Regions from separate parts of the Homo sapiens genome. Here regions 1 and 2 are each linked to region 3. A link is a contact called in ENCODE Hi-C or POLR2A ChIA-PET data. All regions are on one chromosome and are shown on one strand. Each heading gives the region's core, a stretch centred on a gene start or an enhancer-like site at or near the end of the contact. The rest is flanking DNA. Distances are from core to core; before and after follow the strand shown. Region 1 holds the start of PCNT (pericentrin). Region 2 holds the start of LSS (lanosterol synthase). Region 3 holds the start of PKNOX1 (PBX/knotted 1 homeobox 1).

Evidence for each region. Hi-C counts contacts between places; a loop is a spot of excess contacts on that map. ChIA-PET counts read pairs that join two places held with the same protein, here RNA polymerase II (POLR2A). Pooled maps may share reads with other maps.
Region 1: a pooled map shows a loop between it and region 3 (27-fold over the local background). The contact joins the promoter of PCNT here to the promoter of PKNOX1 in region 3. A Hi-C loop is called at or near these places in 5 of 50 pooled maps. POLR2A ChIA-PET finds 5 or more read pairs at or near these places in 2 of 52 experiments (BJ and Caco-2).
Region 2: a map of CD4-positive, alpha-beta memory T cell shows a loop between it and region 3 (15-fold over the local background). The contact joins the promoter of LSS here to the promoter of PKNOX1 in region 3. A Hi-C loop is called at or near these places in 1 of 168 maps with a recorded cell type or tissue (CD4-positive, alpha-beta memory T cell), 1 of 37 single-sample maps with no recorded cell type and 7 of 50 pooled maps.

What each region holds. Positions count from the first base shown.
Region 1 is chr21:46,322,736-46,325,435 of GRCh38, reverse strand. It overlaps PCNT (pericentrin), which reads right to left and starts at 1,280. Exons shown (of 47, transcript NM_006031.6): 1 at 1,154-1,280. The coding sequence starts at 1,207. It overlaps C21orf58 (chromosome 21 open reading frame 58), which reads left to right and starts at 1,566. Exons shown (of 8, transcript NM_058180.5): 1 at 1,566-2,700. The coding sequence starts at 2,698. RefSeq lists silencers at 488-947, 1,218-1,547 and an enhancer at 1,898-2,037.
Region 2 is chr21:46,227,401-46,230,100 of GRCh38, reverse strand. It overlaps LSS (lanosterol synthase), which reads left to right and starts at 1,327. Exons shown (of 22, transcript NM_002340.6): 1 at 1,327-1,369; 2 at 1,502-1,667; 3 at 2,411-2,549. The coding sequence starts at 1,356. MCM3AP-AS1 (MCM3AP antisense RNA 1) reads right to left here and starts at 870. Exons shown (of 4, transcript NR_110565.1): 1 at 835-870. RefSeq lists silencers at 523-962, 1,023-1,282, 1,293-1,462, 1,523-1,572 and enhancers at 992-1,286, 2,003-2,072.
Region 3 is chr21:42,973,150-42,975,849 of GRCh38, reverse strand. It overlaps PKNOX1 (PBX/knotted 1 homeobox 1), which reads right to left and starts at 1,288. Exons shown (of 11, transcript NM_004571.5): 1 at 1,186-1,288. RefSeq lists an enhancer at 1-489 and silencers at 451-650, 791-1,110, 1,241-1,630, 1,941-2,100.

The sequences.
Region 1 (2,700 bases), core at 31-2,530, 3.3 Mb before region 3:
GCCTGCGTCGCCCTACAGGCGGCGTCTTGTCCCTCCCTCCCCCCTCCACCCTCCTGGGAGCTCTGCTCCTGTTCGCAGCTCCCTGCAGGCTCCGGGCTCCCCTTCCCCTCCTGCCCGCCTCAGCCCTTCCCCGGCCTAGCCCCGCGTCCCCTGTCCGCCGTGCCCGGGAGCCCCGCTCTTCCCCAGCACCCCAGCCAGAACATCCTGGGGGGGAGCGGCGCGCACCTCGCAGAGGCCGGCCTGCTCCCGCGGTTCCGCCTCGCGCTTTCGGGACTCCCTTTCTCCTGCCCCCGAGTCATGGGCTCTGCGCGCTTTATTCCCACGAAACCTAGGACAGTGGCCATCAAACCGAGCGCTTTTTCACGGAGAAACCCGGGGCGGGAGAAAGACGGGAGCGCGTCCCTTGAAGGCGCCCGGCGCCAGCGCCGCGTGGGTTCCCGGCAGCGTACGCCAGGCCCGGACGGGCAGGACGCGAGCCCAAGGGCGCGGGAAGAAGACGGCGGCCGGGAGCGCCGCGGGGGCCTTTCACACAGTAAGGACTGCAACGCCGCGAGAAACGCGCGGGGAAAGCATCTCCGACGGACGAGGCGAAGGCGCACCCTGGGGAGGCGCTGCAGGCCACCCGCGCCACGCCCCCGGCCCCGGCCGCGCAGGAAACTGGCCCTAGACCAAGCAGCCACCCGAATACCGGCCGCCCGCCCCAGGCCACCCGGTCCCGGAGGACGCGGGAGCCACTGGAAGATCCAGCCTGGGGTCCAGCGCCTGCCGCGCCCCACCCCCTCCGTGCAGCCACGCCACGCCCCTGTAGCCCCGCCCTGCAGCCACACCCCGCCCCGGCGTGCACCGCGCCCAGCCCGCGCCCCACCCCCCCCGACGCAGGCGCAGCCCCGCCCCGGCCCGCCCGAGAGGCGCCGCGCGTCCCGGCCGCTGATTGGCTGTGGCCGCGGCGGGGGCGGGACCTGGCGGAGAGCGGCGGATTCAAGATGGCGGCGGCCAGGAGGCGGCTTCCAGCGGAGCCGGCGGGAAAAAGCGAGACCTCCGCGGCGGCTTCCGCCGGACCGCGTCCTCTCCTGGCAGGGGGCGGTGGCGGGCACCGGAGCCGCCCTTAGGACTTCACGCCAGAGCAGCTAGAGAAGAAGCCCCTAATGTTTACCTTCGTCCTCCCGGCCTCCACCTTTCTGCGCCGCTGCTCTTGCTCAACTTCCATCTCCCTCAGACTCCGCGCGGGCCGCCCGGCGGTGACGGGGCTGACACAGAGCAGCCTTCGCTCTATTTACACTCCCTCCCCCGCGCTTGGGCTCGCCCTCCCCCCGCGACAACTGTCACGCAGCCGCGGCCCCGCCCCCGACACGCGCCGCCAATCAGGGGGCTGCGTTTCCGGTCTCGCGCACGCGCGCTCTGGGCGGTGCAGCCTGGGCGGAGCCCCGCCCTTTACGCTCGCCGGCCACAGATTGGTGCGCTCACGTACCCGCCTCCTACGGCAGGACCAGTAAGCGGAAAGCGGAGGCCTGGCGCCCGCTGTGATTGGCCGATTTTAAAATCCCCTGCCAGGCTGGCCGAGCGGCAAAAAGTTCGCGCTGCTGGTCCCGCGCGGGCGGCCCCTGGGCTTTGTGTCCACCAGGACAGCGGGCCGGGCTCCCTGCAGGCGCGGGCGGCGCCGAACGGTGCTCAGCAACCACCCGGACAGGGCCAGGCCGTTTTCTCCCGCTCAGGCATTAGTCGTTGGCTGTGGGCCGCCGCGGGAAGTTGAGGCCTACCACGGAGGAGGCTGCTGAGGTGGATCTCAGGGGATCCGCAAGGGCTCCCTCACCCTTGCCGGGACCCTGGGAACCCGAAACAAAATCCTACGCCACCAGCCCGCCGAATGCGCCCCCTCGGCCGGGGGTCCTGGGTCTTCAGAGAAGAACTCGGCCGAATGCGGTCAGAAAGCCCGCGAACCGCCTGGACCTGCAGGCCCCGCCGCTTGGAGCTCCCGCCTTTCCCGACCGAGCCCGTGTCTGCTCGTGTGTCTCACTGATGTCTTAGGTCTCAAAAAAAAAAGAAAAGAAAAGGTTTTTAGTAGACAGAAGAGAAATGGGGCCGTGGGTTCGTGGTCCCAGGGGGAAACTGACGTCGCATGAGGTCGTCGTCCCTCAGCTTGAGCTCAGCGGAACATAAGCTTGCAGAGGTGGAAACCACGGAAGGTTTGGGTGTCTTGGAGCTCTCTGGACACCGAAGCCCGGACACAGTCCCGGGGTCCGCACCGCCTGTGACCTGTGGCGGGACCGCCGGGGTGGGCGTTTTCTCAGCTGGCGCGCGCGTAGGTGGAACTTGGGAAACTAACTGGAGCGAAGTGGCAAAAAACCAAGACAGGGCCGGTGACCTCGCGCAGGCCGTCCTTAACTGTGGAGTATTCCTTCAGCTAACCCCTTTATTTCATGTGTCCAAGTCTGGTTTCTGGGTTTCTTTGTAGTCCTCCGGGCCTGTTCGTGCGCCTTCACTTGCAAAAGGTTCGTCGTGGAGGGCCGTGTGCTTGTTTGCAGCAGTAACGATGCCCTTCCCGAGCGTGCTGGAGTGGCTCCTCGCTGACGCAAGCTCACCTTGCAGCCTCCTCAGCAACTGCAACTTAAACGCGCCCTCAGGAAGCCCTGGAATCTCGCTCAGAATTTTTTTTCTTTTTTTGAGACAGTCTCGCTGCGACGCCCAGGCTATAGCGCAATG
Region 2 (2,700 bases), core at 78-2,577, 3.3 Mb before region 3:
GCCTGTGGGTATTCTTTTGTCCACTCTCTCTTCCAACTTTCTCCTCCGGCTTGCTGTGGCTCACCGCCCCTTCGAAGTTAGGCTGGGGGTAGGAATTGAGGAGTGGGTGCCGAAATGCTCACTAGGCTGGGGCAGTTGTAACTGGATGTCAGGGCTTCTGTGGGCCAGGTGAAGACATGCTGGGGTCTTCTGTGGGTCCTTGACCTGACTTACGGACCACTGGCTGCAGCCTCCAGACGTCAGCCATGTTTCCAACAGTCAGACGCCCCCTGCCCTGTTGCGCCCGGCTGTCCCTTCCAAGTTCGGTCACTCGCTCTGCCTCCATCTTCCTCTTCCCTCTGCTGCTAAGGCTTTTCACCTTTAATTTCTCCTGGGGCCACCCCCAACTCCAGCGACCCCGTGAGCAGCTGAGGCTCTACCGCGCTCGGTCCTGGCCAGCGACGCAGCCCTTCCCTGGCGGGGCTCCAGGGCTTCTGGCCCCTGTGGTCCGCCAGGTGTGGGGGCCCACGGCCTCACCGCGCCTACCCCACTCCCCCCGGCGAAGCTACGCGGCGCTCAGCTTCCCAGGGACGCCGGCGGCGCCCTCGGCTCCTCCGCTCCGCCCCGCCCTCCCCCTGGTCTCGCACTGGAGCCGACGGCCCGCGCCCACCTCACCTCAGGGCGGCCTCCCGCCCCCACCCCCGGCCCCGGCGTCCGGGCAAATCCTGCAGCGCGAGAGCAATTCCCTGCCACCCGACCTTCGCACTCGCTGTCGCTCGCTCGAGCCTCGCTCCCCACGTCCTTCCTTCCGACCCGCGGCTGGACCCTCCTCACAAATTTCTCAGAGAGGCTCACCTCAAAGCGCGGCGCACGAGGCCGGGCTCCCGGGACGCAAGCCTCTAGAGGGCGCGCGAGAGGCCCCGCCCCCGCCCTTCGGCCCCACCCACCAGCCCCGCCCCCACCCGCACCCACCAGGCCCCGCCCCCACCTCCCCACCCACCAGCCCCGCCCCCACCTCCCCACCCACCAGCCCCGCCCCTCATGCCCCGCCAATAAGGCCCCACCCGCCTCCCCCGTCCCGTCGCCTTCACCCACCATCCCCGCTCCCTCAGGCCCCGCCCCACGCCGCATGGGGCACCAAGCGCTCCACCACTGTGGTCGCCTGGCACACCCCGGGGTCACGCTCGCGGCGCTCTGATTGGTTGCGTGGGCGTCGGCCCACCTAAGCCTGAGCGCCTGCCGAGGCCTGCGCCTGCGTAGTGCGCGCGGGAGGGGCGGGAGGGGCGGGAGGGGCGGGAGGGGCGGGGCTGGGCGGCAGGTCCCGGGTGCGGACATCTGGCAGCTGGCAGTGGGCGGCGTAGAGCACTGCAGCAGCAATGACGGAGGGCACGTGAGTCCCCTCGCCCCGGGCTCCTGACGAATGCGGGGTGGTCCTAGGTGCTGAGGAGAGCGCGACTGGGGCAGTGGGCCGGCGGCCGGCGTTGGGGCGGGGCCTGGGTCGCTGATGGCCGGTGGTCCTCAGGTGTCTGCGGCGCCGAGGGGGCCCCTACAAGACCGAGCCCGCCACCGACCTCGGCCGCTGGCGACTCAACTGCGAGAGGGGCCGGCAGACGTGGACCTACCTGCAGGACGAGCGCGCCGGCCGCGAGCAGACCGGCCTGGAAGCCTACGCCCTGGGGCTGGACACCGTAAGTTGCTTCCGCGGAGCGTCAGCGAGCTCGGGACCCTGAGGGGTGAGCCGTGAGGAGCACGTTTTCTCTCAGAAAGGCGGGTGGGAGGACCCGGCCAGCGACGCCCATCCCCAAGGCGAGCGCCCACGGGAACTGCGTTCGCGGGCCCCTCCGCTTCAGCCCCTTCATCTCTAAACCACGCATAGGAGACTCCTAATGTTTTATTTTTTAGCACCTTATTTTGAGATAATTTTTGACTTATAGGAGAGTTGCAAAGATAGTTGTAACTTTGTTTTTATTCACAAAAAGTGTTTGGATCCACTGTCTTAGTTGTGTGCATTGTAAGAGATTTTGGTCGTCAGAGTCTGCAGTGTAAACAGGGTCTCCTGCCGAGCCCCGGCCACCGAGGGAAAGGCTGTGCCGCCCCTTGGGCCCTCTTTGAGAGGCCCGAGTCCCAGGCCCAGGTCGGCACCCGTGCCCCACCCTACAGTCTGGGTGCCTGGTTTATTCCAGACATCTTGGAGAAGTTGTGAAGAATACATGACTGGCAAATAAAGCAACGAAAATGTGCAGCTGTTCTTTTACTTTGCTGAGGTGTGATGCTCTCATCAAAGAGTTTCAGACTTTTGATGGAAACAGCTGAAACTTTTAAAGTAATTTACATTCACTGTTTTGACTTGGGCTGTATGTGAAGAGGGTTCCTCTGGCCGGGCAACAGTCCCGTCAGCTATCTCTTTTTTTTTTTTTCGATCTCTTTGCAGAAGAATTACTTTAAGGACTTGCCCAAAGCCCACACCGCCTTTGAGGGGGCTCTGAACGGGATGACATTTTACGTGGGGCTGCAGGCTGAGGATGGGCACTGGACGGGTGATTATGGTGGCCCACTTTTCCTCCTGCCAGGTAGGAGTATGCTGCCCCAGCCTGATGGTATGGCCACCCTGGATCACCCTTGGGATCCTGGCCCAGCCTGGTCTAGGGTTTTGATGAAGCAGGTGAAAATCCAGGGGCTCACAAGAAAAGGGCTGGCAAACTCTGCCCTATGTCAGAGTCG
Region 3 (2,700 bases), core at 39-2,538:
CCTGAAGAGGAACCACTTCCTAAGGAAAAATCATCTACTGTTTTAAAAAGCAAACTCTCGTAGAGTTGGAAGAGAACCCCACACACAGGTGGAACACCCCCCAGGGCTGCGGCCCCGCCGTGGCGCTCAGCCTGGCCTGCCCTGGGCCCGACCTCAGGACGCCGCCATTCCCGGACCCTCGGGCCTCCCGTCAGGAATCCGCCATCGGAACGGAGGCCCTAACTGGTCCCGTCGCAGAGCCACTGTCCAAATAAGGCATTTCGAGAGCCACGAGGATGACATAAAGCAGACTCCGCGTTTCTTCATTTTTCGTTAAGTGACACGATTTCCCTCACAAGGAAGGTGCAAACCCACAGGGCGCCCAGACCCTGCCCGGCACTTCCTGTCATCCATTACCACGACCCGTGTGACAGAAGCGGCTCTTCCCACCAATTCCCGGGACGCCGGAACCGCTTCCCCAGCACCCGGCCCCAAACACTGCCGTCAGCGAGCGGCCCTGGGCTGCTCCCGCGCCGGCGCCCGGCTGAGGGCCACGAGCCCCATCACGCCCACCGCCCCCAGGACCCCGACCCACCCGCTCGCCACGGCCGAGGCCGGGGCCGGGGTCGCGGCCGCCATCTTCCCGCCTGCGCCGCCGCGCGCCCCGCACCCTCCGAGCAGCCCCGCCGGCCCTGAGGACTCCGCGAGGCCGCGGACCCGACCGGCCCCACGCGCGCCGCCCGCCCCGGCCCCGCCCCGCCGCGCGCCCCCGACCCTCACGCCCGCCGCCCCGCCCGCGCCGGGCTCCGCGCGCCCCCGCCCCGCGCCGGGGCGCGCGCCGCACTCCGAAAGGGACGGTTAGGAGCGCGCGCTTCGATCAGGCCCAGCGCGGCGGCGGCGGCGCCTTCCAGAAATTTCCGCGTCCCTCAACCCACACTAAGAAACCAACTGGGCGCGCCCCCGCGCCGGTTGGGCTGAAGGCGCCCCCTCCCCCGCGGGTGCCCGCTCCCCTCCCCCACCCGCGCCCCCTCCCCGCCCCCTGCCCCGGGCGGCGGGTCAAATGCGGGCCCTCGAGGGCAGCGCCGGCCCTCCAGACCCGGGCGGCAGCGGCGGCGGCGGGCGGCGGCCGCGGGCCGGTGTGATTGATAGGGACGGCGGCGGCGAGAGCGGCGGCGGCGGCGGCGGAGCGGTTGAGTGACAGCTTACCTGGGTGCCAATCTTCATCACACTGACAAGCGGCTGCAGCAATCGGGACCCGCAGTGCCGCGCCCGCGTCCAACCGTCACGCCGACGCTGGGCCACGCGACACAGCCTCGCTCAATGGGAGGAGGGCGACGCCGACGCGCGCCGCATCAATATTCAGAGAGGGGGCGGGGCCTGCCGGAGACGGGCCCCGCCCCTCCCTGCGCGGCGGCGGGCGCGGGGCGGGGCCTGATCGCTGGGGGAGGAGAGCGAGGGCGGGAACCGGGCGGTGGCCGGCCCCGCCTCCAGCCCCGCCCGCACCCGGAGCTAGGCCGTGCCCCCAACCGGCCGCGCCCGAGCGCGAGGAGCTGTCTGCCCCGCCCCGAAGGCAGAGCCTCCCGCCTTATGACTATGCAGTAGGGGCGTGGCCTCAGCGCACGTCTTGCCCCCTCCGCGCCCTCGGTTGCCGCCCAGGAGAGGTGTGTGTAGCCGGGCGAAACCATTTGCCTCGAGCAGGCGGGGAGGGAGGGCTGTACCATCCGTAACCCCACCGCCGGGCGTCCCGTAGCCGAAGGCCTCCGTTCTGTGTGTGCCCGGTTTGAATGTAAGCCCGTGGGAGCCTCGCAGCCTTCCTCCCCAGGCTCTGGAGCCCGGGTGGGCCCGTCCTGGGCGGCACAGTGGATGCTCACGTGCCTCCCCCCCTGCGGCAGCGCGAGTGCTTAGCACCTGAGGCTTTACCCTGGGGGCTGTCTTCCCTCTGTGAGGACCCCAGCAAGGACTCATGATGTCCACAGGTGCTTAGGGGTGGCCTCTGGGCTACTTGGCCTCGCTTGACCACACCTTCCGGCCCAGGTGAGCCTTGCGGGTCTAGGTGACCAATGCGGCCTCCAGGTAAAGGGCACCTGCCTTAGGGGACGCCCACAAGTGTCTGCATTTCAAACTGCTTTGAAAGACCACCCTAACCGACCACTGCCACAATGTACCCACAAGTGCAGATGGTGGCTTTGGTCTCCAAGATGTAAGGAAAGGGCGACACATTCCCCACTGCGTAGGAAAGCACACGGTTTGCCTGACTGGCCTTCAATACTGCAGAAACATCCATTTATGCAGTGGCCCACCGAAGGCCATCAGTGCCTTGAGTCCATACACAGCGCGGGAAGGGCAGCTCTGTGGGCCCCCACTCCTCCCGGAAGGCAGACAGGCCCAGGACTGGAGCTGATTGCTAGAGGGAGCCTGGGGGTAGGTCTAGGCATGAACAGCTCGGAGGACATCCCTCCTGTGTCTTCAGAGCTCCACACCGCCAGGAGGTCTTGGCCAAGTGCTGTGCAGCTGCAGAGCCGCCTCTTTCAGAAAGATGGGAAGCAGCAGGGTGGGCAAGAGGGAGGCCCTGAGATACTTGCCCAAGGAGGGAAGTTCAAGGGGACAAAAAAAGCTCAGTATTCAAGACTGAGCATAATCTGCAGAGCCTAGTGCAAGATCCAGATGCAAGTGTCAATAGGTGTTGGAACAGAGAGACTCCACATGGGCTGGGTAAACTGA